3 separate regions of the Mus musculus genome follow, and all the other regions are linked to region 3. Evidence: chromatin loops called from intact Hi-C (ENCODE). Cell type or tissue: left cerebral cortex. All regions are shown on one strand. Links, peaks and the distances in the headings refer to the core of each region. The heading gives the core; the rest is flanking DNA.

Region 1 (9,840 bases), core at 3,292-5,791, 60 kb before region 3:
ACGAGGTCCCCGTCTTCTTTATCCTGGGCTTGAAGTTCTCCAGCATAGACCTGATAGACTGTTGTGGGCCAACCAGCAGCTCGCGAGCAACGGTACAACTGAGATGGCAGCTCGAGCTGACGGACGGAAGAAAGAAGGGAGCCAAGTCAAAGTGGACTCTGATCAAAGTTCAATTTTACTATTCCAACACGCAGTTATGAAGGAGGGGATGGGGGGGTGGCGATTCCCGCCAAATAATCCTGGAGTCTAGTAGCAGGGTGACCACGTGCATGGCTCCGAACAGCAAAGCGGCAGGTTCCAGCAGTGGGCGTGGCAGAACGATTGTGCGGCAAGCTCCATCACGGTGTAAACAGTAGAACCATTAAGGCTGGGGGAGGGGAGGCTACAATAGACCATTTGCATTCATGAATATCAGCACCCAAAGCATGTGTGTGGTAAGACAGACAGAATGATCTGGCTTGTGTGGTATCTGTTCTTATAGGGACCACACTTGTTTAGAAAAACTCCCTGGAGGAGCTAAGAAGGAAAGAGGTTCCACTGGGGCAATGAGAAGTGTGTGCTTTGGAGAATTTGGAGACTTTTGACCACGACAGGAGACACAGAAGGAGAAAAGCATAGAACACACTGGGCAAATAAGAAGCATTAACCACAGCAGGCTGTTGGGATCAAGCAATGCCCTGCCCTAGACTGCTCCATGTTATTTGAAACAATCATTTTCCAGGCTGATCCCTGACCTGAGAGACTCCATGTTGTGGGTAGCTTCTGACTTCATTTGAGGGGCATGGATAACTGCAGCCTGGAAATAGAGAAGGATCCACCTTGAAACCTCACCAAGGAGAAATGGAATCATGGGAGAAACAAGGAAGCTCCTGAAGACTGAACTCTGGTGATAAGAGAGTGCGGACCTGGATTTAACATTGTTGGAGTCTGTTTTCTGTTACTAGAGCAGAGTTACCTGAGGCTGGGTGGCTTATGAAGAATACAGACTTGCTTTGACATAGAGTTCTAGAGCAGGCTAACAGTATCTAGTGAGGGCATCCCAGCACTGCAGAAGTAAAAGAGAAAGCTGCTGGCTTCAGAAGAAACAAAGCGTCACTTAGAGCATGTTATTCTCCAGTAGTTAGGACCACCATCAGTTCTTTAGGCTGTGAATAATACTTACCAGTGAGAAGCTGAACCTGGGACATCAGCCAGCAGGAGGAGGATTCCTCATTCCTACAAAGTTAACCACATGTATGTGGACTTTCTGTCAAAGGAACAATAGTTATATCCCATACAAATAAGTCAAACCCAAGAATAGTGGTTTGAATGAGAATGACCCTCCCCTCCCCCCATAGGGTCATATATTTAAATGCTCGGCCCCTAGTTGGTGGGACTATTTTGGTAAGAATTAGGAGGTGTGGCCTTGTTGGAGGAGGTGTGCCACTGTGGGTGGGTTTTGAGGTTTCCAAAAGCTAAGACCAGCCCTAGTCTCCGTCTCTGTCTATGTCTCTCATTCTCATTTACTGTCTCTCTTTCATTCTCTGTCTCTAGCTCTCTCACTCTCCTGCTCTCTCTCTGTCTCTCTGTCTCTTTGTCTCTCTGTCTCTGTGTGTGTGTGTGTGTGTCTGTCTGTCTGTCTCTCTCACTCTCTTGCTCTCTCTGTATCTCCATCTCTGCCTTCTTGTGGACCAGATGTAAGTTCCCAGCTCCCAGGTACCGCTCTAGCACCATGTTCACAGAAATAAAAATGTGACTAAGACACAAAGTGAGCTATTGTAAGGCTTCCTCTTCACTGCCCACTTCCCATCAATACCGTTGGTGCTGGCTAGTTCTATGCCAACTTGACACATTTTGGAAGAGGGAATGTCGGTTAATAAAATGCCCCAACCAGTTTGAACTGTGGGCAAGCCTGTGGTGCATTTTTTTTGATTGGTGGTTGATATGGAAGGGTTCAGCTCACTCTGGGTAGTGCCACCCCCTAGGCTGGTGGTTCTGGGTGGTGTAAGAAAGCAGAGTGAGCAAGCCATGGGGAGCAAGTCAGTAAGCAGCACTCTTCTATGGCCCCTGCTTCTGTTGCTGCCTTGATTTAGTGCTTGAACTTCTCTCTAGATGATGGACTCCAAGCTATATGTCGAAATAAACCCTCTCCTTCTCAAGTTGCTTTTATCACGGTTATAGAAACCTTACCTAAGACACCATTGCGGATCCCCAATGACAAAGGAGAGCCAAGGAGTTGGAAAGGCTCAGACTGTAGACTTAAGGAAAGGATGTAGCTCTCTGTAAACCAATGATTCTTGTGGACTTTTTAAATGCTCCAGTTCTCTAATGTATGTGGCTTTGAAGCCCCAGTCCCAAAGGAGAAAGTTGGGGTGGGGGTGGCTGATTCAACATTTGGCAGTCCACTGGAGTATGTAACACTTGGCATTTCCTCCCTTCATTATTTAAAGGGCAATTCATTACGTGCAATGGAAACAAATAAAAACTCTATTTCTGACATTTCTAAATCTGAACCCTGAACTCTCCATAAACCTCCCAGTTTCAAAATAATTATTTAAGCAAAGCCCTGGTGTATTCCTTCTGAACCATGGAGGAGCGCTCCTAATGGCTGGTGATGCAATCGCCTCCAGTGTGGAGGCTTGGGTACTGGACTTTTCCTGAAGCATATTAAATGGTCCCCTATGCTGCAGCCATTAAAGGCAATCCTGTCCTCACAGGCCTCAATCAAATTTGCACAGCAATTAGTCCTACCCAGAGTTTGATACATTTCTTAATTATAAAACAACTTTGTACTCCATTGGCCCTTTCAGATGGGCTGTGAGAATGTTAATCACCTCCTCCTGAGACAGCAAAGAGTTTTGGTAGTGGTGTGTGTGTGTGTGTGTGTGTGTGTGTGTGTGTGTGTGTGTGTGTGTGTGTGTGTGTTTGTGTGTGTGTTTAGCTCTACTTAAGGGAGACAAGACACAGAGGAACTAACATTACTGAATACCATACGATGACTTTGGGTCTATGTTGGGCAATTTCCACATGGGCGAATAAACCTGCGGAAATATATGGATCTTTAGAAAAATTAGATTGCCTGACAGAGTACCCACATAGTGATAGATCAGTCTGGTAGGGATTGAGTTTTTATTCTTAGTTACCCTGAGTTGATGACGACTTTTGTTCATTTTTAATTTTGTGTGTTTGTGTGCTTCACATGTGTGCTTGCAGTGTGTATGTGGGGGGGGGGGATCAGAAGTGAACGCACTGCCTTCCTTTATCTCTCTCCACTGTGTGTTTTTGTTTGTTTGTTTGTTTGTTTGTTTGTTTGTTTGTTTTTGAGACAGGGTTTCTCACTGGACCTGGATCCTGCAAGACTTGCAAACAAGCAAGCACAGGGCTCCTCCCCTCCCCGCCCCTGAGAGCTGGGATCTCAGGCAGGCCACCCGGACCCGGGTTTTAGATGCAGTAGGATTCGCATTCAGAGCTTGTTTGTGAGGCAAGTGCTTTTTCAGCTGAGTCCTCTCATCAGTCCCACGTGTGTCTTTTTTCAAAATTCTCATTCAGTGTGAGAATTTTTTTCAGGCAATGTTCAGGTAATGCTAGGTGCGATTAAAAAAAAATTATTGGCTGAGTCCCATCTGCCAGGAGCTAGTTCCTCTAAGGGAGCCTCTAAGCAAGGTGAGACTACCTCAGTCTGAGTGGGTGTTGTTTCAGGCTGGTCCTAGGCTGAACTCTCCAGATAGTCTAAGCTTTCTGCAGCTGCTAGCACTGGCCTCAAGAGCGTGCCAAGCGCTTGCTTCCCCCCTACAACCCCCCACCCCCGCTGGCCTTGACTCCTGCCTGGCCCCACACCCTTTGCACCAATCCCTCCTCCCCCACCTACGTGGTGGGTTTTTTGGTTTTCTTCATTGCAATCTTCCTAAATTGCACATTTCATAAGACCGTCAGGAAAAAGTCAGGAAATGAGGTTTCCAGGAAGAGGGAGGCGGAGAATACAGGGCCGGGTGGGAAGCCGGAGAATAGGAGAGCAGTCTTTCATTATCACGACCTGTTCCACGCACACCCTCTCCCGGTGCCATCCTCGTGCTGGATGCGAGCCATCCTCTGGGCTAATGAGCTAGGCGCGGGAGATAACTAATCCTAATGCAATTACCGCTCGGTGCAGCACTGATAGGTCCACTGTGCTCCCCGCGTGCCCGGCGCCTGAGCCAGGCTGGAGCAGCTGGGCCTCAGCCTCCTGTTGGAGACGTTTTGACAGCTGTATACAGTCCCGGGCCCCCTCCCACGGCCCGCGTCCCGGGAGAGTGATCTTTTCACAGCGAGTCCCCATGAAGCCTGTCGGAGGTGAAATGAAATCTTAGCAGCTTGGGGGAGGGGGGGGAAAGCTGGGTGGTGCGAGCTCAGATGCTATTTCCAGGGCGGTGATGGGAGCAGCAGAGGCTCGAGCCCCTGCTCCCCCTCCATCCCTGCGGGGCCCCGAGGCCTGGCGGGGTGTGCGGGCTGCGGTGACAAATGGCAGTGCAAGCAAGGCCTGGCCCTCTCCTGGTGCAGCCGGCGCGATCGGGGGAGGGGGAGGAGGAACGGGGTGGGGGGAATGGTTTGCAGCACACTTGTTCCTTTGTTTAGCGGGACCACGTGCTCTGTTTGCACAGCAGCATGTGGTACCCCAGGAGGAAATCAAACCAGCGTTGAAAGTTCAAGGAACAGCCAAGCTCTGCTGGGAAGTGGCGGGGCCAGGGCTGGGATGGAGCAATGGAGCGGGTGGCCTGTGGACTCCCTCCCTGAGAGTCAGAAGGAGGGGGACTCCAGTCCAGAGCTGTTTGGGAGAAAGAGGACTGCTGGACTTTTTGGCAACGAAGGCACACAAGAGGACTTTCTGGGACCAGCCACCCTCTCTGACAGGCGTAGTGGGATGGCAATCTTCTGTTTGAAAGGTTTTTGAGTTGATATAGGTGTCTCCCAACCCAGATTTCATGACACTTGCAAAAAAAAAAAAAAAAAAAACCTGCCATGTCCACGTGCCTTTCCCTCTACAGCTAGAATGGGAGAGAGAGAAGGGAAACCATTGACACAGCGTCTGCTCTGCCTCAAAGCTAGATGGGACAACTCCCACCATGCACAGAGTGACACTCAGGAAAAAGTCGCCATTTTTCTTCCAGGAAAATCTCTCCTCCCCGCCCCCCTCTCTCCTCCCTCCCCGTTGGTTAAACAAATGCAAAAATAAGCGATGCAAAATGTCTGCCATAAAAAGGAGTTTTCTCCCTAAATCCAATTTCCCAATTATATCCATAGCTCAGCATTTCAGCCATCGCTGCGTTTTCTTTCCTATCTAGACATATTCATGAGATTTATCAATACACAAATCTTCATATTTCATAGAACGTTATCAGACATCCATTCACTTTAGTCACGTGTCTCCCAAATGAAACTCCCAAATAGACCTGGATCCTGGTTCTTTTACATAGCTGCTTGGTATGTCGGCATTTCTTGTATGAATGGTATTGAATCATCAGATGTTTGCCGTTTTTTGCTTACGAAGACAATGCTAAACCTAAAGACTTGGATTTGTGTTGCAGTCTGGGACAGGATTATTTAAGAATGAATTCCTAAAATTAACACTTAAAAAACAGTGTTGGGTTAAAGAGAAGGCACATTTTAAATTTCAATAGACTTGGCTAAATCTCTAAACAAAAACAAAAACAAAAAAAAAAACTGACACCAATTTGCAATACATTCAAGAATGCTAGCTGTTTATGTTATGTGTATGATGGTGTACGAATACCTGACTACTTCTGCACACAGACCACCAGAGTGTTTACGGAGCGACCAGGAGAAAATCTGATGAGGTACCTGTCCATCTGTCTGTTTCAATTTTGTTTATTTGTTTGCTTTGAAACAGGTCTTGTACAGCCCAGGCTGGCCTGGAACTCATTATCCATCCACAGCCTCCCAAGTGTTTGTGGTCCAGGTATACGCCGCCCACACCCTAGAAAACCCAACGTCTTCAGTAACAACATCTAAGTGTGTTTAATGTTCACTTGTTTTTATTCTGAAATTTATTAAACCATTTTCCATAGGTTTGTTCATCTAGTCTTACTGATTTGAAGAGATTTCTTCTATAATTTGTGAAGGTTTTTTATTTCTCAGCTTATCTTCTTTTAATTATGAAATGCCTAACATTGTCAAAGTTGGGAGGGAGTCTTTGTGTTTATAACTTTGAGGTTTCAGGCCGCACTTAGAAAAAACATTCTCAGATTCCTAAAAAATTAAAAGAACACGCTATATTTATTTTCTTTTTAACACTCTTGTGATTGTTTTCATTTTATTTTACAGTTCTTTATCAAGTAACAAGAGCTAGATGCCTTTTTAGAACTTGGAGATACATGTGTGTGTATATATGTTTGTGTGTGTGTGTACATATGTGTGTGTGTGTCTGTGTGTTTAGAGCTAGAAGAGACATGACTGAATACGTAATTACAACATTCAAAACACTGTGAGGAATTAGTGGAAGATAACAGACTATCTGCTAAGGAGAGTGGTCATAAGAGGTGAGATTTCAACAAAGCTCTGAAGGATGAAAAAGATCATTCCAGATTACAGAGTCACATATGCAAAATCCCTGAGGTGGGAGCCCATGTAGAGGGTTAGAGGAATTTACAGGAGGCCAGTGGGAGAGAAGAGAGATGAGCCAGGGAGTGAGTCAGAAGATAAAGAACTTTGCAGATAAAACTTCAAAGGACCACATCAGCAGGCACCATGGACGCCTGGGCAGTGAGCAACTGTTTCTAAGTGCAAAGGGAAGCTGCTAGATCTGCCAAGTGGTAGAAAACTGCAGTTGGATCGTTTATTTATTCATATTTGATGCTGCAGATTAAACCCAGGGTCTCAAGCATGCAGTCCACGTGCTATACTACCAACTACACCCTTGGAGTCCACTTTCTTTATATTTTTAATTCTTTTTAATTCTAATAAACTTCAGTCATTTTCACTCCATTCCTCTTTCTCATTCTCTTACCTCTCCCACTAAAATACTTTTGAAGCAAGTCTCCAAAAGTAAATTCTTAATAAATTCACACTCCATCCAAGTATCGCAAACTGCAAGGTTTTCCACCATGTCTGCCACCTGGTCCTGCACACAATGGCCAGTCCTTCCTGAGGTGAGGAAGTTGTGCAACAGCAGCTCAGCCTTCTCACAACCCTGACTAGCTCGCTTCTCTTGCTCACATAGCTGACCCATATAGCATTCATGCAACAGCAGAAAGCCTTTCTAATATTGAACAAAACTCTTGAGTTGTCCCCCTTCAGTGTTTTCTGACCCTTCAGGTACTTCCTACATGAAGAGGCTTTTGATCTCTTCAGCAGCCCACCAGTCTTCCCAAATACATCCTCCTCTCCCTCCTCTTCTCCTCCCTCCTCCTCCTCTTTTTCCTCCTCCTCCTCATTGTTCTCCTCTTCCTCCTCTTCCTCCTCATCTTCCACAATGTCACTGTTGGTATTTGAATTAAGAAATGTTCCTCCAAAGACTCATAATTGAAATACTGGTCCTCAGTGCAGCAGCGCTCAGAGATGAAACCTTGAAATAGGATAATGAGAGCTCTGATCTAACATGTGTCTCTGAATGGACCATCAGGAGAACAAAAGTAGGACGTACATCACAATATGCCTTTAAAGAGAACATCTTGTCTTCAGTCTCTCCCTCTCCCTCCACAATATTCAACTTTGCTTCAGGCCCATAACAATAAAGTCAGGCTGTCATAAGCAGAAGCCACTGGAACTGTGACCCACAGTAAGACTTCTCTTTATTTGTCTCTGATGTCTTGTCACACTAAGACAAGCAGCTGAAAACTTGCTGCACAGATCAGGTTCAGACAGCCAGAGCCAGCTTACCCCACCCACGTTCTGATCACTACTGTTTCTTTTCCCTGGCTGAACACGGCATCCATGTCTACATCCTCTGGACGTTTGGAAAGTAGAAGAACTCACGACCATTTCTTGGACTCCACCAGTACCACGGGTGAGGAGAGCAGTGAGACTTTGGGGTCTTCTGCCTTGTTGATAGTTCCTTATAGGCAACCTTCTTGGTGATTAAAGACAGTAGTGAAACCATTAAGAGCTGCTTTCTTATCCCTGTGGAGGAGTCTGTGGTTCCAACAGTGCCTCTTGGTTCCTGTCCATCCACACTGGCAGAGAAGAATCCCTCGGGCAATTCCACAGCATTCTCTCTTTTTAAAAGCTTTTATTGCATTTTTACTTACACACGTAGTGTGTGTGAGGGGGGGTATTGGGAAAGCACCCACATGTGTGTACTTGTGCACCTTGACCCACTCAGAACAATTTGCAGGAGTTAGTTTTCTCCTCCCATTAAGTAGGTCACAGGGAGTGAAACCAGGTCAAGGTTGGCAGTAGGCACATTACCCCTGAGGTATCCCATAAGCCCTCCATGGTCCTGTAACCATTGGTACAACTGCCACCCAGAGAAATCACCCATACCACTTGTCTAATGAAAAGTTCCATACGGGCAGGATTCTGGCAATAGATCTTTGACAACATCAGTCATTTAAAAGCTATGAATCAGACATAACAGGTTCCTCATTTTACAATTTAAGCTGAAGAGTTGAGAAATAGAGATGGTGGGGTATACAACCCTATGAATGGACGAAACATCACTGTATAACTTATTGTTATATTTTGCCACCATGAGAACAAAATTAACCATGCATCTATTCATCTAATGTATTGTTCACTGTGCATCCATTTGGCCACTGTTTACTCTACTTTAGACTTGAAAGAATACCCAGACTGTATAAACACATCCGCAGTGGATGAGGTCTGAACTGTTCAGCTTGGAACCAGGCTCTGTGCACGAAGTATCCCAAGTGGGATTCCATGACACCAGAGAAGTGCTGGACTAAAAGCCATGACCTAGTTAATTCCCTACTTATCACTAGAAAGCATGACACTCCATTCGTCCAGGACACCAAATTCATCTCAGACACATCACTGACAGCAACCATTCTCCCTATACTTCATAAGAAAAGCTTAGTCGTGGCCAAGTCTGGATATACATTCTCATATGAAAGCCTTGCTCAATACCTGCACCACATGGCATTTCCTCCACCGACTGATGGGAATTCCACTAGAAGAAAAACAAAGGCTTTGGGTGCTCTTCATCACTAGAACCCAAGGCTGTTATAAAAATGGAAATAAGATACCTAGTAAATTCTTTTTAACCCTCCATATACAGGGATGTCCAGTTCAGAGTACAGGGGAAGACCATCTGTGATCATTTGAAGCATTAGAAACCGGGATGTCATTAACTTGTAATTCTCTCTCTTGACAATCGGATCTTGAGAAAACTGCTGATTTCTCCCATATAGACAGAAGCGACCATGGACAGCCACACTATCAGAACACTGTTTCTCAATCAGGTTATGTCAAAGATGCTCTTGAGTGAGAAGACCTAAGTTTCTCACACCCTTCTTTTGGTTTGGATTTCTGATGACTTACTTCATTTATGTAATATTTTGTTGTGGCTTAAGGTTGACATACATTATGGAGACATCAAAAGTAGCAGGAAAAAGAAACTCTATTAATGCATCCCTCTAGCCGACACTTCTGAGGGCACACTGCATGCCACATTGATATTTTGGTGACAAACCACCTAATAATACAATGGCTTAAATAACTATTGTGTGTGTCTGTGGTTCTGTGCGTCAAGAATTTGGAAGTATCCCAACTAGATCTATTTGACATCTGATGTGCTGAAAGATTAGGTCCTTAAAAGGCATCTTTTGGCCTAGAATCCTGTGTGTGTGTGTGTGTGTGTGTGTGTGTGTGTGTGTGTGTGTGTGTTTCTCTCTCTCTCTCTCTCTCTGT
Region 2 (9,840 bases), core at 3,532-6,031, 220 kb before region 3:
GTACACACACACACACACACACACACACACACACACACACACACACACACCTCATGCTACCAGCACAGTAGATGTTCACTGAATGGTATTCCCCTCCCCTCCAGCACTTTCCTTATATCCCCTAATAATTCCAGCAACAACTGAGGGACAAGCCCAAATAATGAGACAACCTGTGGGCTTGATGAAGGTAGCTAGAAACAAACAATAGTGGGACCAAAAAAAAAAAAAAGAGGTAGCTTTGCACGTAGTTTATTCTTTTATATTACAGAGCAGAACCCATAAGCCTTAAACTCAGTTACTAGCAAGCTATCTTATTATGTTGTCTTCTCATCTTAAGATAACTAAGCACCATTTGAATTCTATACATGATATGCTTGTGTTTACATCAAATGTCATTTTCCAACACAGCAGTTCTAGCCTCTTTTCTGTAGGCAATATACATGACATTATCATAAATTAACATATATGGTACTCTATGGAAGTGGGGGGAGCATTCTGAGATTTCCTATTTCCCCATAGGTCTTCCTTTCTCTTTCACTCTAGAAAGCCATGAGGAGAGGAATTGATAAAGGTGACTCTACAGAAATAACCTCCCAAACTCTTTCCCAATAACTATAGGTGGTAGCAAACCAACAAGCCACTGTCATGACTGCACTGTACCTGAAATGTGTATATGGTGCAAAGCCTACGTAAAGACTCACTCTTCTAAGGCATGTGATGCCATGATCATTTGGAATGTCTAGAAACCACGAAGCCATTAGGTAATTGATACTTAGGATGTTTATAGGCTCTACCATCTTAGTCATAGGCTTCTACTTGATCTCACTCACAATGACGTCTGAATTTTTTTCCTGTATACTAATGCTGAACAAACAAATCCATTTCAACTGTAGTGTCTGGTACAATAGTATTCCTGCCTCTGCTCAAACCACTCAGGCTTTCTGTCTCTCCACATCTCCTATGGGCATGATGGTGCTCTCAATATGATCAATTCTTCCTGAACACCAGAAGCATTCTTCCACATCTTTAGACTTGTGAGCATTCTAGTAGTCCCTCTCTTCTGCTCTGTAATTATTCTCCTTTTATATAAAAACTGTGGTCAAAGCTATTTCTTATGAATTGTGAGAAGCATGGCTATGGAGATGCCACCAGGGCTCTCAGAAGCCTGCCACAGTTCCCAGCCCTGGGATACGGGTTACATACGGGTTATGAATTAAAACTCTTCAAGCCAAACCCAACTCTTTAAAACTGCAATAGTTTACAGTTTATGGATCTTTCTGGGGTGGGATTCAGGACAGGTTTTCTCTCTCCTTGACAAAGACTTACTCCAGATAAGGACCAACAATAATTTGCAATTTGGTTGTGCTTATCGTTAATAAAAGGAGTACAAGGTTTGATTCATTCTTAAGACACAGAAACTTAGAATGAGGGTGTGATGGAACCAAAAGGAACACTGAAGTAAATATGATTCTCTTTAGCTGTAAAGGCCAACATTTGCCTCTCAGTTCGAAGAACAAGTTCACACACTTCAGCATGCTGCATTGCATCTCCAGGATCTGGCCATGCCCATGTGCCCTCAAGAATAGCATTTTCTTCTCTTCACTATTATGATAGGTATGCCTTTCTGATGAGGGCTTAGCGAGCATCAGAAACCCAGAAGATGAACAATGAATCCTGAAAAAACGAGCAAACTGAACTCTACACTAAAGCTGCACACAAGCTCAGAGGGCAAAACCAAGAGCAGCGGAACTTGAGGTTTCAGTAAAATGCAAAGAACTTGTTGTTCTGGTTGGTTTTCATCAACTCTGGAAGGCCTGGACTCACCTAGAGAAGGGAAACTTCAGTTGAAGAACTATCTCAATAAGATTGACCTGGGGGCAATGTCTGTGAGAGATTGTTTTGATTGATGATTGCTATGAGGGAGCCAGCCCAGTATGGGCGGCATCATTCTCTAGGTGGGTGGGTCTATGCTAGTTAATAAAGTTCACTGAGCAGGGAACAAAAAGCAAGCCTATAAACAGCTTTTATCTTTGTTTTCTGTTTTCTGCTTGACTTTCTTCCATTGTGGACTGTGAAGTATAAGCTAAAATTAACTCTTTCCTTTCCTAAGTTGCTTTGGGTCATGGTGTTTAGCACAGTAAAACATAAAGATAAAACATAAAGAGCATTCAAGGTGTCTTTTTCTGCTGCATGGAACTATAAGCTCCTTCCTGGAAGTCTGTTTATAAGCTGTGATCATGAAATAATGCGCTCCAGTCTCCCCCTTACAGATGTACCAGGAATGATAGCTCTTTCTATGCACTCTCTTTTTAGGAAATCATAGGCATATTCTAAAATGGCTACATTTGCTCAATAAGGCTTTCTTGGAACTGAGGTCAGGTTCAGTTTACAAAAAGCAAATCTAATTTGTATTTCTGAAAAATCGTTCTCCCAATTTGATTGCCCACCAGATTCATAAGACATAGATAGCTTCTGGACAGCTTTTAGTAGCTCCCACTGAGAAATCCATCCTCCAAGGATGGAAATGTGATGTAATTAAAGATGTTTAAGACACAGTACCAAGAGTACTGGTGTGTGTGTGTGTGTGTGTGTGTGTGTGTGTGTACCTCAAGTGTCATTTTATAAGCACTACAAACCTTGTTTGTTGAGATAGGATCTCTTACTGGCCTGAGGTTCCCTTATCAGGTGATGCTGGCTAGCTAACAATTCTCAGGGATTCACCTATCTCTGTCTTCCCAGCGTGGGAATTACAATTGTGTGCCATCATACCTGGCTTTCTCATATGGGTTCTGGGCATTGAACTTGTGAATTCTTGCTTACAAGGTAGGCCTTACCAACGGAGCTATCTCCCCAGCTTCCCAGTCATCATTCTAAAGAATAGTTTCAAAGATGCTTTGAGGTTTTTTTTTTTCAGGATCTTGAGTATAGTGTAAATCTATTAGGAAGATAGTAGTGAGAACAATAGCGTGCTTTAGAACGCTTCATTCTCACAGGCTACTTAACAGTAATGAGCAGGTACTATGAACACTAAGGAGTCTGTTAGGCAATGTTCACCTGTGTGTGTCCCTATTGAGTGCTTCTAAGAGCCTCATGTAAATAACATGAGCAGTAATAATTGACCTTTAATGAGTGGCTCCTACCAGTCAGGTACTCTGCCACGGGTTATTTTATTAAAATCTGTATTTCACAAACAACAACAACAAATTTAGAAAAGCTAAGAACCTTGCTAACTCCACAGTGATATTAAGAGAAGTGAGATTCATGAACACGTCTATCTGATTTGTTCTTAATTACTTGGCTTTAGGTGCTGTGGTATAAGCTACAGGCCCTAAACCACTGTGATATGATCTCCTAGTTTTTAAAAAGATCTATCATTTTTTTAATTATGTGTAGGTGTGTGTGTGTGTGTGTGTGTGTGTGTGTGTGTGTGTGTGTGTATACATGTGGGTATGTGAACATTCATGGGGGTGTCCTCTGAGGACAGGGACTATTGGATCTTCTGGGTAGGGCTGTAATTATAGGCAGTTATGAGCTGCTTGTAGGAATCAAATCTATACATACACACACACACACACACACACACACACACATATATATGTGTGTGTGTGTATATATATATGGGCATGCAAATATGTACATATGATGTATATGTGTGTGTATATATATACATATATATATATATATATACACACATATATATATATACACATATATATATATAGTAGGTCCCAACTCATATTTCCTTTCAATAAGAATATTGTCTAGTTCCATGCTCAATAACACAGCTTGTAAGCTATATTGGTGACAGTGACCCAACCAGGACAAAGGACAGTACCAGTCAGAAATATAGGACAAAGTTACTCAAGGCAGATCAGTTCCTCCACCTTCCCCCACCCAAAAGCCAGGTTCACGGGTGCGAGTCATAGGTGTCAGTAGAGGAATTATCTATCTGGTAGGCACCAGCCCAGGTGCAGTGTGAGGCTTTGGGACTTGCTTGCTGGCTGTTCTTTAGTCCCAGGTAATCCCCTGCAGCGGTGGCAGGCCTCAGTCACTCCACCCTAACATCCTGAATGGGCACATCCGTCTCTATTCATCCTTCAGCCTCCCCATCACCCTCTCTCCCATGCATATTTATAAAGACCTCAAGAATCCTAGGATCCCATAAAAATGCAAAGTACAATTATTATTAATGATGATACAGTTAGCAAGGAAGACATTTGTTATTTCTACTCAATTGCTTTCCCCCGGGAGCAGAAGCCTTTTTTTTTTTTTTTTTTTTTTTTTTTTTTTTGACGAGGTGTTAATGTGCAGTCAGGGCTACTTTGATTCTCAGTCATTCTCCAGGAGAAAGTTGGATCGCAGACTAGGGCGGTGCCCTCCTCTTCCCTCTCTGCAGTAAGGCACTGGCTGAGCCCTGGTTGCTAGTGTAGATGAAACTGTGGATCTTTATTTGATTTCTGGTCTCAAGAAACACTGTCTTCGGATCAAGGCGACTAGAGTTCCTTTCTCGTCGAGGTAGTAGTCACTAGTCTGTGCAGGCAGCCCGGGCTCATAGATCTAGTTCTAGTTCCCCACTTATCCACCTGGAACTAAGTGATTTTTTTTTTCAAGGCGAAGAGAGAACACACATTTCCTTATGTAAGCAGTCCTGTTCTAATCACCATTGTTTCTCAGACTAGCGGCTGGCTGAGACTGGGAGCCCGTTTCCATTCATCGTTCGCAGCCTTCCATTGTAATTTCAGAGGAGTTTAAAGAAAAATACTGAACCAGTCTGGGATTTCCCTGTAATGACCTACTTCCTCTAACACACACCAGAACCGATTCAAATGTGAATTTCCACGAGGAAAGGGCTCCTCGAAAAATCTCCATTATCCTGTGTCCTTCAGAAAGTACCTTGCCTTTCTTTGGGCTCCCATCCCCCGCTCCCACCCTCCCTCCAGCCCCGCACCCTGCCTTTCCCTCCTTCTTAAGAAGACTTTCCCAGGTCCCTCTTGGCTGTGGTTGAACGACGTTGGCTGCAGTCCATGCCGCAACAAAGCCCTGGCATTCCAGCTGTCTGCGTCTAATCTCCAGTGTCAGCTCTCGTTAATGTGTGAGCGTGAAATCAGAGGGGGCAGAGCTGCACGGAATATTAAAACCATGATCAGAATTCCACTGAGATGCTGAGAGGCTGCGAGCACCATTAGAGGAGGCTGTCAAATCACGGCTTCGCATTAAATAAAAGATTTCTATCGAAGCAAAGTACAATCAGTGAATCGCTGAGCTAAATTAGCATTTTTTCAATTGGAGATCGAAGGTGATTTATTGTTCTACACGACATTAATGTAACTATGTGCTTGACCCGCTAAGGCAGCTAATTTTTCATTTAAATGGTTTCTTTCCTTCCCGGCGCAAAGGCTGCAATCATATTTCAGCTTTGCCGAGCGATCAGAAAAGTCCTGGAATGCTGCAGAAATGCTGTCCCTCCCCTCTCCTTCCTTCTCTTTTTCCAGCTCCAGAGCCTTCCTCCTCCCCTCCCCTTCCCTACTAACCTCATGGCTGGTGGTCAAGGTCACAGAGGAAGAGTAATCTCAAAGCCACCGACTTCAAAGCCTCCATCAAAGAAGCCCCCACGTAGCCATTGAATTAAAAGGGAGTGGGGGAGGGTGGGGTCCAGGCACTGGCCATTCCTATCAACAAGAAAAGACCCTTTAACTGCCCTGCTGGTAGGACCCAATCCGGGGCATCCTGGGTCCAGTCTCTCTGGCAGCCCTCTTACTGTGCCTCCCCCTCACATCCTCCCGAGCCCCCTCCCCGGCACACACATCGCCTCAAGATAATATACATTTCCAATTAGCAGAGCACATTCTAGCCATGTTCTCTTTGACTGCCCTAACTATCTTCCTTTTTGCTAAAAAGCAAAGCTGTCATTAATGCAATCCTGCAGCTCCATTAATCCGAGGTACAATGCGGCTTTTCTCTCTCGGGCTCCCCTGAACATAAAAACTACAGTTACTCAAGCACCCCTCTTCTATTTAGATTCCTCGCCCATTGTCATTCATTACATACCTGATGTAACACAGTAGCCATCGAAGCTCTTGAACACAGAGCAGGAGCATGAGATTCCATTCATTTCCCAACGCCCTTGCTTTCAAAAGGCAGCTGGTATTTTTGTTGTGGTTGTTTTTAAGCACATGGATTTTAATCTCTGGGAATTAATGGATATATTTTAGGGTACGCTGGGGCCCCTCACATGTGATCAACTTGTTGGATTTAGAACAAGATGGGCGTCCTAGCTGAACCCCGGTAAATTACATTTTCACTTTTCTCTGAATTGCTTCTTATGGAATTAGTTCATTGTGTTCCACATTAAGAAGAAGGGGAGGAGCCGGCAAGGGGTGGTGGGCAGTGGAGCTGACATCTGCCATGCTTTACGGATGTAGATGTGATTTCTAAAACTAAACAGACATTGTACCAGTAGCTAGTCTACATGTTTCCATTGTTTTCTTCCTATCCCAACGTCAACTTAGTGAGATTACAGATTGAACTATGTAGAGGAGGCATTAAAGTACCACCTATCCTTAGGATATGAGGACGACAAGGACAGTCCCTGTTCCAGGGCTGACTATAGACAGATGAAGGAAGAGTGCCCTGCCTCCATCCAACCCCCACACAGCCTCAAAACAAAAGTGATGAAGTTCCTTCAAGGGTCAGTGAATTGGGAGAAAACTTCCCTCCCACCTTTATCACAACGGGACCTAATTGGCACACACACACACCACCCTCACCGCCCACCTCCCGCCCTAGTCAACCAAAAGGCCTTGGAGTGATGGGTCAGGGGACTGACCTTTGTTCTGACTCAGTGAAAGGGCCTCTTACTAGGCCAAAGGTGGGGGTGAGGGTGAGTAATTGGAAACACGTACTTGCCACCATTGTGTCAAAGTTGCTCGTTCATGTCTGTCTGCCTTTTTCTAAAAACTAGAAAGCAATTCCGTCTCTCTCCCATATTGACCATCACTAAAATTCAACAACTCTAAACAAGAGACATAGATTCCATCACTCAAAAACAGAGAATTTGGTCACCAAATACCTCCTGGTACTGGCCTTCGCTGGCCCATTCCCTTTTGGTTGATTTCCATAGGACTTCTATACCAACAGGATATATCTGTCCAGACCACTTCTATCCCAGGTCACTCATTCATAAGCCAAGAGATAGCACAGTATGCCTCGATTCCTCTACTTCCCATTTGCAGGAGAATTCCACTCCCCACCAAATCAAAGGACAGGAGTCAAGGTTTAATTCTTCTATGCCCTCTCTAAGCATAAGTTGTCCTCATATGGCGATGTCTTCTGGAATATAATTCTATTCTTTTTGAACGTGGGACCTTCAGGATGTCTTTGGTCACTCCTGGTACACAGAATAGAACTTCAGTATAGGGAAACACAGACGATCAATAGGCCTACATGGTCTGTCACATGCTGAGCCTTAGCAAGCAACATGAACCTAAAAGATTGGCAAAGGCTAGACTTGAGGCTGGGGGAGACAGGCTTTGAGGGTAGAAAACTCAAGAATAGGAAACTGTCTGGTAGCAGAGCAGACTCTGTAAAGGGTAGCCAGACTGTGAGACTGAGTCACAATGGTTGGCAGGTACGGTTCAAAATATGCTTAACATACAAAGGCATGATCCAGTGGACTTTTGGAAAGCAGGTAGAGCAATGGATGAATGGAATCATAAGACCATTCCATTCTCCTCAAAAGCTCAACTCACAGGGTCTTCTCTAGAGAAAGAAGTACTGTAATGAGTGACATAGTCTTTCACCAGGTGGGCACAGAGAACAGACTCAGTCCTCAGGCACAATGAGACCACTCCCAGAATAGATGTACAGAAGGCTCAAGAGACAAACTCAAAAGACTACCCTGGTCTTAGAAGCAGTTCTCAGGTTCCTCACCCTACAAAAGATTACAAGTATGATGCCATAGAGCAACCGCACAGATTGCATCTAGATTTAGATGCCAGTGTGTTTATGTGAGTGAGCTCATGTATTTGTCATAAATTACACTCATTTCTCAGTGCTCAGCATACAGATGCCACATAAACCCCCTTGTTAGGCACCAATTTGGAGGCTCAGGAATGATCCAGCTCTATCTGATTTCAGGTTCAATGATGTTGAAGGTTTTGTTTTGTTGTTGTTGTGTTTTCATAAAACATTTCTGAAGACTGCTATGTATGATACTAGAAATTCCATATGTGATTCATTCAATCCCACCCCATGAAACTCAATAAATTACTGTGGCAAGACTGTGAGCTAGGGGTCTATGATTATGCTCCTCCGTAAATTATGAATATTGATGGTGGCAGAAATACTGAAACTAGAGTTCCAAGGACTACTTCCAAATGACTCACTCTTCCAAAACACTTTGAGCATTTGAAATATCCACTCCCAGAGGTGGCATTTTGTAAAACTGGGGCTTAAGACATTCAGAGTATAAAGCTAGTTAGAAAGTGCCATTGAGAGTACAAAACCACGGTAGATGGAAATGATTTTATTTGGAGAATATTAGCTAATAACTGGACTTTCTTGAGCATGTATCAAGTGCCCTACAGTGTTCCAAATATGAAAGTGCATGCATTAATATGTTCTGATCCTTATACTGATCTAATAAACTACATTCTATCTTCTCCATTGTAAAGATAGAGAAACAGGGCACAAAGGTGTTAACTACCCCCCAGGGTAGTACATTCAAGTGCTACTGATAGTGCCAGGATTTGAACCCAACCAAATTTGAACTTGCAATTTCACATTCTGGCACCATGGTACCAAGAACACAGCATGGCTCTCTGTTACTATCAGAATGCCTTGTAGATGTTCCAAGAAGGCAAATTCGAGTTCTATAGCCATGCTTAAGCCAAAAGGCTTGGAATGCAAGAAGTTTAGTCACAAGGCTAACTTTTGTAAGGTTTGTCCATCCTTGTACTTTGACTGCAGGACAAGCTTTGTCAAACTGAGAATGGTCAAGGCAGAAGAAATAAGCTGGCCACAGACACTTTTAACATCTACTAACTAGGTCACTTCTGAGAAGAAGTAGCCTACCATTGGATCACTGGACTGGAGAAAGAACAAATGAGTTCCACTATAGGGAGATATCCTGAAAATAAGGAAAGAAATAGCCTTGGTCCTTAACATGCAGGGAAGGTATTCATGGGCATAAAGTAGGGGGAAGAACCCTAGAACTGAGAGGGGGGAATGGGTGGAAGCAGAGAAGCTACAACTCCTCGTGTATCATCACTCAATCTTCTGTGCTGCCTTCTAAATATCCCTGCGTCTTCTTGGATCACAGTAGGTACTCAACACACATACTGAACAAATTGAATGGATGATGCTCCCCATGAGCACACACATGAACGAAGCTGAAATGTGTGTAATACTGAATAATAATAACTCCAACACACTGAAGGTGACCTAGAAAAGCATGCTGGAGAATGGCTTTAGCCAGGAGCCAATCTGGTTTCTGGTGGCCCCTGTCTTCAGTCTCTCGCCATGCCATGGCATTGTCACGACGTGTGAGAGATTTGTTTAGAGTGGGGGAAGCATATTTTTGTTTGCATTTGCTTAGCACATTGCTGTCGCACATTTTGCTCTGAGATGTAAAGTCATCTGCACGCACCGGTTGTGCAGTTAGAACAAAGTCAAAACAAGCGTCAGGCGGGTTGTCAGCCACATGGCCTAGGCAGATTGTCATGCTCCTTTGCCCATGACTGCTGCTGTCTCCTGTATTCCACATTGACTCTCCTCCTTGCCCCTGAAACACCAAACCTACACATAGACCTTGACATTCCTGGGGTTTCTTACTGATTTAAC
Region 3 (9,840 bases), core at 3,869-6,368:
GGGACTCTGATTATCTTTTGACTTAATGAGTGTTTGGTTTATATTTGGTGCGATCTCTAGTCAAAAGGGCCATATCTACATGTGCCTTATTTATGGTTGCTATTGCTGTGATAGAACCCCATGACCCAAAACGGCTTGGGAAGGGGAGGGTTTATCTCACTTACATAAAGTTAGCCATTCCAACTGACCCCCTTGTCAGCCTGACAACCAAACACATCACTTTTCAGTTAGAACCTTTCCTGTCTCATTTATCCCCAAGATTAATATTAATATCACAACATAAAACATACATAGCTTTAAGAGGCCCTAGAGTCATTACAAATTCAAACACATTTTTAAAAGAGGAATGCAGTATCTTTACAATATCCAGTCTCTTTAAACCTCCCAAACCTCTTTTAAAAGTTTAAAATCTCTCAGTGTGGGTTCCTGTAAAGATCAAAATTAAGCAGAATATTCTGTTACTTCAGAAGGGAAGAACCAGAGCACACTCACAATCCGAACAAAGCAAAACCAAACTGCAACTCTGTAAATAACTCAGTGTCTAATAGCTGGGATTCATTCATGATCTTCTGGGCTCCTTTAAGGGGCTTCCATCACTTCTCGGCTCTGCCCTCCTTGGCACACAGATTGTCTTCCAGGCTCTGGCATGCTCCAGTTCACTACTGCTGCTGTTCTTGGTGATCATCCCATGGTACTGACATTTCCAAAATGCCGGACTCTTCTGCTACAACTGGATTGTACTTTCACCAATAGCTTCTCTTGGGCCCTCTTCATCGCACCAAGTCTCAACTTCTCCCAATGATCCCTGGGGAGTAGATCCTGGAGATTCCACTGGCACTAAGGCAGAACCTTCTTCATTGGCCTATCCTGGTCTCTCACAGTACCAATGTCAACAGAAAACCCTGGCTTCTGTGTGGATGTTCATACACTTGGACACAGATATGAACACACACACATGAAAAAGAGATAGAGAGAGACAGACAGAGAGACAAAGACAGAGAGAAGAAGAAAAATGCAGAGATGAAGCCTCCATCACAAAAACTCTGAGACCCACTTATAGCAAATTCTCATTTATGCACACAGGTAGGGAACTAATAGTGTAGACACCTATATAGATATCAGCCCCTATTTCTGTTCCTTCATTGGTCCTCTCAGTCTTCCCAGAAGAATTAAGCACACACTGAGGACCAGGTAACTTGCTAAACACTGGAGATTTAGAGCCGACTAGGGTACGGGACTTTTCCTGTAGTGACATAAGCAAGTAGATAAAATAGACAGGCAAACGATCATGACAGAAGATGGTAAGTGATGCGGCAAAAATATGGGCACATAGTTCTCAGGAACAGAGGGGAAGGCTATCTCTATACTAGTGAAGTCCTACTATGAGCCAAAGGACCATCAAAGCAAACCACCATGACTACAAAAATCCCTGTGACCACCAGTTGATCCAAAAGCTGAGCCTGTCGTAAGTGTGGGAAGCTGAGTTGTCGAGTATGTGTGTGTGTGTGTGTGTGTGTGTGTGTGTGTGTGTGTGTGTCTGTGTCTGTGTCTGTGTCTGTGTCTGTGTCTGTGTCTGTGTGTGAGTGTCAGGAATGGAAGTGTGAAAAGGATCAGAAGCACGGATGTGTTGGCTGATTCTAAGAACAACGCTCAGAGCCGACCGTCATCATGATGGGACTCATGTACGGCCTGTGTGACATCAGCAGTGAGTGTGGATGAGATCAGGGACATCTGAGTCCATCACCAGACTCGGTTGAATGATCCTGTTCACACTGGGGAACCTCTGGAGGGAAATCACATGTGCTGGTTTTCAAGCTTGGGCAGGAGTTTCTATAGAGAAAGTTCCGTGCAGCTGCTGTTGCTAGTCCCACATGCCTCTTCCCAACACTGCGGGTGTGGTGTTCAAAGCCACCCGTCCCCACATGCTGGTTTTCATACCAGCACATCCTCCACTGCATTTACATGGAGTGATCTTTGTTCCCTGAAACAGTCTTCAATTCTTTAGCTTTTTTTTCTTTTATTGTCCCTTCTCTCCAAATGTCTTCTGATTAAAATTGTACATTTAAAAAAAAAAAATCTCCAGCCCAGATACTAGCCCATCTTGGAAGATTTTCTCTCCTAATGCCCTAGGATAAAGGAATCATTCCCTAAGATTTCTTCAAGGTCCCGCTGTCTATGCTTGCCTTCTACTTTGGCTTAAACACAGTGCTTCACATACTTGTTTGATACGTGAGGAATATGGTAAGATGTTTACGGAGGGGCCATATTCTGTTTGCATAGCATTTTTTTTTAACTAGAAATGTCCTGAATTAGTCTCTGGTGAACTTTGATACACACATTCATGAGTCACCACCAGTCACAGGTTCTAACCTTCTAGAATATTTACTAAGTTGTTTTTTAAAAAATGAATCTTTTGAAACTGAGTTGCAAGCAAATGTCCTGACACTCGGCCCTAAATACTTCAGGACTCGCCATATAGACTTCTTCCTATAAAACCACAGTGATCTATTCAAACCTAATTATCACTAATCTCCCGGGATCCACCAAGTTCCCAGTTAGGTCAGAGGATGTCTGTCATAACTTTCCCTCTTTAGATTGAAGATCCAATCAAACTCATACATCCTGTTGGTTGAACCATTTTGTTAAGACAGTATGTTGGTCAAAGGTTTCCTCAGATAAATAGAGAGAGAGAGAGAGAGAGAGAGAGAGACATAGAGAGAGGTAGGTAGGTAGATAGACAGACAGACAGACAGACAGATAGAGAGGTAGATAGATAGATAGATAGATAGATAGATAGATAGATAGATAGATAGATAGATAGATAGATAGACAGAGATAGATAGACAGACAGACAGACATAGAGAGAGGTAGGTAGGTAGGTAGGTAGGTAGATAGATAGATAGATAGATAGATAGATAGATAGATAGATAGACAGACAGACAGACAGACAGATAATCTGGCTGTATATTCCAACCACCTAGTAGCGATACAGCTGTGGGTTTTTAACCCATTCCCTTTTCACTGTGATGCAAGCAGCTTTGTGTGAGAATCCTTCCTTCCCACATTGATAGGGTCCATTGGAGCCCAAGCTGACCTCCAACTGAACTTCTGATGCTCAGAAATGGAGGGCTCAATGGTTCAAACTGATCGTAAGCAGTCAGAACTGAAAACCTCTGCACAGTCAGATGTTCAAAAGCTGATTCTCAGAAGAAAATCAAGTCAGTGAGTCCCAAGAACACTGGAATTCTTCCACCATCCCAAGGAGTCCTGTTGTCAATACGCCTGCTTCTCCAGCTTAGTTCACTCCCCTGCCCCCGGCTCAGCCCAGGTGGAGCACCATACAGTCTTACCATGCAGAGGCATGTATTTTTCAGAGAGAAAGGAATATCCAGGACACCAAGACCTCAAAACAGTCTGGAGGTGTTCACCCACCATTTTTATTTCCATGCTTGATTCACTGAGCTCAACCACCACTGGGCAGAGAAAAGGGAAGGACAAGATGGCCGCACAGCCAGCCTGCCTGGCAGACTCCGACCCCAGTCAGCCACCACCAGCTAGCTCTCCAAGGGCAGGACCTGAGGCATCTGCCAGATGGGTGCTGGCTTTTGATCAGCACCGAGTTGAGCCAGAGACCTGCTTGAAAGCCGGCAAGCTCCCTGAAATTAGCTAGCAGAAATCTCCCTAGCTTCCTTGACCACATTACTTGAAGAGTTTGAAGACAGATTGGAAAAAAAAATGCATGGATGGGGACCGCACAGTAAAGACCAGACCTTCTTTTCCGAGGACAAGTCATTCCAGCTCAGCCAAGGGAGGCAGGGCACCCTTTCTGCTCTCGTGGGTGGAACTGTGTGTCTTGTGGCCAGATTTAACTATCAGTGCCCCTGCACTCAGCGTGCAGTCTTTTAATCTCATAGGATAACACCTGTAAAACCCGAGACTACTAGAATGGGTCCCCAAGCATCCCTGCCTGGTGTGTGACACGCAAAGGGCTGTTTACAAGACATATGATCATTCCAGCGGGTCCACTCAGCAAGGTCTGCTGGAGGCCTCATCTTTTCAAGAGGTCCTCTGGGGTGTGGGCTGCTATCCTCAGGAAACACAGCTTGCATCCTTAAGGGAGATTCAGAAATCCCCCACAGCTGTTAGGAGGCTGTGTCTGGCCCTGGAAGGAGCAGCCAGGCCAAGGGTTAAACAGAGGCTCAGCGTGTTCTGTGCCTGGCAATAGCAGTCTACATGACTCCAGGCCTCTTGTCTCACAAACCAGTTCAGCTTATTCGCCCCAACCTTCATAAAACCCAGAGGTCCGTCCTAGATCGACAAAGAACTCCAATTCTCCCCAAGCAGGCTTCGTCAAGGTTCAACTGTTGACTCCCGCCTGAATCTCCACGTTCACTCCCTCTGGTCACCCTAGCTGCACGTCTGTTCAGCCCCCCTTTCCTTTGGGGATAAATCAGCGTTTGCGTTTTTTTGTTTTAATTCTTTCAAAGGATGAGGAATGTTGACACTCCTGAAACAAGCCTCTGATGTCTGGTTAGACTTCAGACGGCTGAGTGTGAGCGTACGCTGACGCAATCGGGCCGATTGGGTTAAACCAAATATTACAATCGCAAGAATTCATCTGGAACTAATAATTTTGAGGCCACCGAAAGTAAAAGGGCCCTCTTTGGGCTTGGCCAGTGGCAGAGGCCAGCTCGGGCCAATGCTGCCACCTGCCGTGGGCGCGGGGAACAGGGCGCGCCGCCTCGGCCTTCCTGTTTTGTTCGCGACCCCTATGCACCCACGCAAGGCAGGTTCCTCGCCAGCCAGACCAGGGCTATTTTTAAAACGCTAGCGCCTGTCCCCAGCCCTTAAGGTAAAGATAGCCAGTCTGGCCGCTCACTGTCTTCTCTGAAAAAGGACCTCTTCCCAATTATAGACCCAAGACTGGCTAGCAGGGCACTCGCAGTTGGAGTTCCATTAAGCAAACAACCCCTTGTGCTAAAGAGATCGTGTGTCGCAGGCTCACTTAGAGGAACGCTCATTTAAGGAAGATTGTTTTATTTTGCGGGAGATGAAGGAAACACACAACTCTGGGTTCTGTCGGCACATTGCTGAACTGCAAGTCACGTGCCAGATCCAAAAATGATGAAAACATCTGTTTTTGCTTTAGCCCAGCGAGGCCCCGACGGTGGGGAGGGGCAGGGAAGGGACCGTGGTGGCTTTGCTCATGAGCGCCATCTGCCGAGCCTGCCGGGGAAACGCGTGAGATCCCGGCACAATGCAAGTTGCCGCTCACCCCCGGGGAAAGGAGAGATCAACAGGTGGGGGTCTGTGCCCGGGAGACCACTCTCCTCGGAGGGCAACCCTGGCAGTGCCCTGGGAACTCTGCAACTCTGAGTTGTCTCGGGGTGTTCTCAACAAAGAGATCTTTCCCTGGTGACTGCTCTGGGGCAGAGGAAGAGACCGAGGGTGGCAGCGAATGAATTCTCAGGTTGGAAAGGAAGGCGGTAAGGGGGAGGGGAGGGGCTCTTGGTGTGCAGACAGTAAAATTTGCGGTTCGTGCCGGCTGAAATCTCCCAGAACAAAGAAACCACTTCCCAGCTCCCGCCCTGCACTCCCACCAACCAGCTCTCTTTCCTGCTATGGTTGTGCAGTAGGTCTGAGAATGCTCCAGAGTTCAGAGATACTACTGTCGTCAGGCAGAGCTTGTCCATCCCTTTCTGTGTAACTCGTCCACCCTCAAAAAGCCAGTGGTGGATCCCAGCTCTGAACAGGGACCTCACTGACAGCCATGACATACAACCTTAGCGTTTTGTTCAGTCTTCCCCAAGTTATTCATTGCTTGCCTGCCAAGTGCCTAACACTCCGCACAAGTGTTTGCAAGAAGTATATATGTGTACAAATACGTCAGAGGAAAACGTGTGCGTGTCAGCGTTACACACAATGACAGCTAGGACCTCAGAGGCAGGGAGAAGAGTACAGACTAGGGAGGGATGTAGAATCCACCTTTGGTCTCAGTGAGGAATTCCTTCCCCCAGCCTGCTTCTGCCCTAGCCTCCAGCCCTTACAGATAAGCCATTCTCAGCCTTTCTGGGAACATGGTGTCAAGGGACCATCATTTGCCTCCTGTCACTCCAGGTCAGCCGTGATCCAAGACCCAGGCTCCAGTCTCAGTTGTCTTTTCCTTACCAGATGGAGGTTCTTAGGTGTTACTGGGTAACTGTATGTGCTCCTACGTACCTGCTTTCCACAGGTGACAAGGGGTTAATAGAAAGAGCAAAACACTGGTCAAAAGATGCAGGCTTGCCAGGGGCTCCTGTGTCCCTTGACCGGGCTGGGCTGGTGGGCACATCCTCAGCTCTGGGGCAACATTCCCCAAAGTCTGTCTGTCTGTCTGTACAGTCTGACTGTGTCCTCTAACCTACAAACCGACAGGGTTAAAAAGGAAACTGAGGCTCTGTCTATCGGAGCTGCATCCTTTCCTATCCGTCTTCAAATAAATATAGAAAGCTTGTCCTTTATATGGGTCAGGAACCTGTCTATGATCTAAGGGATTTCAGAAAAAGACTCTTCATTTTTTTTACAGCTAAACACATTTTCTAAGAAGCAAGCCTGTCTGTCCTCCACAGAGCCTGACAGGAGCTATGTCCCCACTGACCATATCTGTTTCCATGGTACCGAGTGAGTTCTTAGATTACTAGGGCCCAAGCTAACCTTCTGAGTCCCTACAGACTCACCTGTCCCCAGCAGCGCTTGGCTCCGGTTCTCTACGACCACCCCATCTCCCCCCACCCCCATTGTCAGGGGCCTCTTTCCAATTCATTTCTTGTTCCAGGCCGTAAAAATGTCAGAACATGAAACTTCCTTTTAGCCTGGCTTAATATCAGTCTAGTATGGAGAGTTTTGATGGATTGTCTTTGTGTTCCAAAGAGGAAACCGTACGCTCACTGTCTCAAATTTCCTTTCTGCTCTCTAGGCCCTCCCATCCCCTTTTCTTTTTCCCTACCTGGTTCTTCAACAGGTCTGTGTTTGGGAGCAGAGAGGGAGGGATGTAAAACTTATTATACTATGTTATCATCTCAGAACTCAGATTTACAATGTTCTTATCAACATCAGAAAACCAAAAATCTCTAAAGTAGACTTCAAAAATGAAACAGTAAAAACAAAAACAAAAACAAAAACAAAAAAAACAAAAAAAAAAAAACAAAACAAAACCTGGGAGCAGTGTTCCCTTCCCGGTTAAGGGTCATAGACCCAAACAGTTGCTTTAGTCCTGGCCAAGACTCTCTTTTCCTAGCATAAAAATAATTTGGTCCCCGCTTGTCTCCATCCATCTTGGTGTGATCCTTCCCACACAGGAAAAAAAAAATAACCTTTGTTCAAAGCTCTGCTCTCCTAAGCTGGGCTGAGTTCTGCAAGATCACTCTCCACACACCACAAGCTCAGCCCCTCCCCTCCAGCTCCAAACAGACCCTAATCCAAAAGCCACTCTTTTAAATAGAGGCTTCTCGTATGCTTAAATTCCTAAATAAAAGGAATGTCGACCGCTACTGCTAGTTTCTCCAGTTAAATCCGATTTTCACTGAAATGCTTGCTGCTTGCTCAAAAATCTGGGCGTGAGCTGCAGGCGAGAACTAGAATTCTCCAGCTATCTAGAGGGCCCTCCAGTGGCCAAAATAATACCTGTCATAAACAAAGGGCTCCAGAGCCAACACTGCAACAAAGACAGAAGGGTGGTCACTAGCCTGTGTGGAAAATCCCACAGAGTACCATCCCCACACTTCGCTCCGTGGAGGTGTGTCTCACTTAAGGGAAGCCAGGACAGACTCTCAACTGGAAGAAGGATGACATTATTTGCATGACAAAAGGACCCTTCATTAGATAAAAGAGGGGCAGGTTTGAATTTCTTTAAATGATAGCCCCCCCCCTATTTTTAAGGGTTCTGCTGAACTGGGGGAGGGGTCTGATGTGCAAATCTCTAGAACATATCTATGGGATCTAGCAGGGTGCACTTGAGCTTGCTCTACTTGACCCACAGATGACATTGCTTTCTACCTGTGAAAATCTCCTAAGTACTGTGACCTTGAGACATGAAGCCAATGGAGGTCCGGGCCCTTGGAGATAAGAAAAGGAGGAGCAGGGTTGAGATCTTCTGAGCCCGGGAAGCCTTTCTAGGGGACTGTGAAAAGGCAGCCAGCTCTGTTGGACCTGACAGACTTACACTTTTCCAGAAAGGGTTCTAGCTCTGTTACAAGTTGGCACACCATGTCACCCAGGCACGCCTGGGTTTCTTCTGATATCACACACCACACAGAGAGAAGACAACACAAACCAGCCACCATTTCTAGGGAGTTCAGATCCCTAGTCATTGTAACAACCTTTGCTCTCTGGAAGCATGGTAGAAGGAGAAGCGAGGGAGCATTCTTCCCACCAAGTCCCTTAATCCCTCTGACTCATCCCGAATCCCTCACCTTTCCTCATTCACATGTGTGAGTGGGTAGCTGCCAAATCCAACCTCCACACTGCCACCAATCAACGTACACACACATATGCACACACGCATGCACTCACACATTCACACTCCTGCGCATGAGCACACGCTCAAACACACACACACACATACACACACAAACAGTGGTTTGCTGGATGCTGGGAAAAGCCAAGGCGAGGCAGGGGTGGAGCGTGGAGCGCTTACCTTTCCCACTCCCTGCTCCATCAGATACTGCTGTCAAATCTCCTTTGTGCCATCATGGTCTATGCTCAAGACCTGATGTCTGTGTTCTCCACACATGTGTAGACTGAGATCATGCCCCCACAAAACGATAGCATTGGGAGATAGAGCCTTTTGGGTCATGAGATTGGAGCTAATGAATAGGATTAGTTCTCTCATTAAAAAAAGATGTACCAGGGACCTGCTGGGGTTGTTTGTTTGTTTGTTTGTTTTTCTCCATTCAAGGAAAAAGCAAGAAGTCTATGAAAGAAGGAGAGGCCCTTGCAGATGCAATCTCCAGAGCCTGGATTTTGAACTTCCCACCTTTAAGTTGGTGAGGAACAATGTGGTTTATAAGTCACCTACCTTGTAGCATTATGTTACAGCCACACCAATGGACTTCCCCAGCTGGGTTTTAATTGTTTTGTATTCTTAGCTGAAGCAAGGATCCAGTACCTGTCTGGATCATCTTCTGAGTCCATCAAGCCCCGGAGAAAGGACATATGGGAAGATGAAGTGCTCTTTGTCACATGAGTTTGTAGTAGCAGGACCACAAACGTCCAAACAGTAAAGGACCAGAGATGGCAGCAAGGCCACCAACCTGCTCTCTAAGCACACCCACTCTCCTTTGTCCACTGCTACCAAGTACACTGGAGCTGCTTCCCAAAGCAGGGGTAGGGCGGGGTGGAGGAACCTGAAATCACTTCTCCTTTCCCATTTTCTGTTCATCTTGTGTCAATCCAGTCTCCATGCAGATTGCATCCTGAAAATCAGGGACACCTATAACTTTCTCCTCCATAAATAAAGCATGCCTCACCCAAGGCCACAGAGAGCTGCAGGAAGACACTTGTGGGTGACACCTATAATGCTAACAATGAGATGCACTGTCTAGTGCATTTCTTGATCTGCTAGTGTCCTCACAATGGGCAGTGAGTTCGATGGTTATCTGTATTGACAGGTTAACTGTATTGACAGGGAAGAAACAAGCGTGGGTCAAAGGCTAAGATGCATAGCATCAAAGTTTCTCAGCCAGGATTCTGTCCCAGACTCCAAACCACATGTGACTCTCCAAGGTGACTACGGAGCATGCCTCCATGAGACAAAACTGAGCTCACAGCTTTTGCAATTGAACTTGCTCTGGTCACTAACCA

The links. A loop is a pair of places that touch in the nucleus more often than their neighbours do. Peaks named below come from ENCODE experiments on the same cell type or tissue, not always from the same donor. Only the 100,000 strongest peaks of a DNase experiment are listed, where the experiment ranks them.
Region 1: a loop joins it to region 3, with 3 times the contacts of the local background. A loop is called at or near these places in 7 of 42 quality-filtered maps.
Region 2: it touches region 3 in a loop (15-fold over the local background); 10 of 42 quality-filtered maps call a loop at or near these places.

Annotation. Positions count from the first base shown.
Region 1 is chr9:41,886,350-41,896,189 of GRCm38, forward strand. It overlaps Gm40513 (a long non-coding RNA gene), which reads right to left. Exons shown (of 3, transcript XR_003948132.1): 2 at 1,163-1,215; 3 at 1-116. It overlaps Gm36170 (a long non-coding RNA gene), which reads left to right and starts at 3,913. Exons shown (of 2, transcript XR_379303.2): 1 at 3,913-4,308; 2 at 5,864-6,050. RefSeq lists an enhancer at 2,661-6,164. In left cerebral cortex, for the core only: CTCF peaks have their summits at 4,476 and 4,682; DNase peaks (open chromatin) are centred at 3,549, 4,151, 4,592 and 5,309; H3K4me3 peaks cover 1,214 bases; H3K27ac peaks cover 1,772 bases.
Region 2 is chr9:41,731,073-41,740,912 of GRCm38, forward strand. It overlaps Gm35835 (a long non-coding RNA gene), which reads right to left and starts at 6,377. Exons shown (of 5, transcript XR_379295.4): 1 at 6,049-6,377; 2 at 5,532-5,669. RefSeq lists an enhancer at 3,906-6,889. In left cerebral cortex, for the core only: no CTCF peak of the experiment used is centred there; DNase peaks (open chromatin) are centred at 4,596 and 5,047; H3K4me3 peaks cover 1,802 bases; H3K27ac peaks cover 1,973 bases.
Region 3 is chr9:41,946,113-41,955,952 of GRCm38, forward strand. No RefSeq gene overlaps it. Among named protein-coding and RNA genes, the nearest start is that of Gm36227, 32 kb to the left of the region's middle. RefSeq lists an enhancer at 3,028-8,413. In left cerebral cortex, for the core only: CTCF peaks have their summits at 4,711 and 5,235; DNase peaks (open chromatin) are centred at 4,760 and 5,143; H3K4me3 peaks cover 1,342 bases; H3K27ac peaks cover 1,908 bases.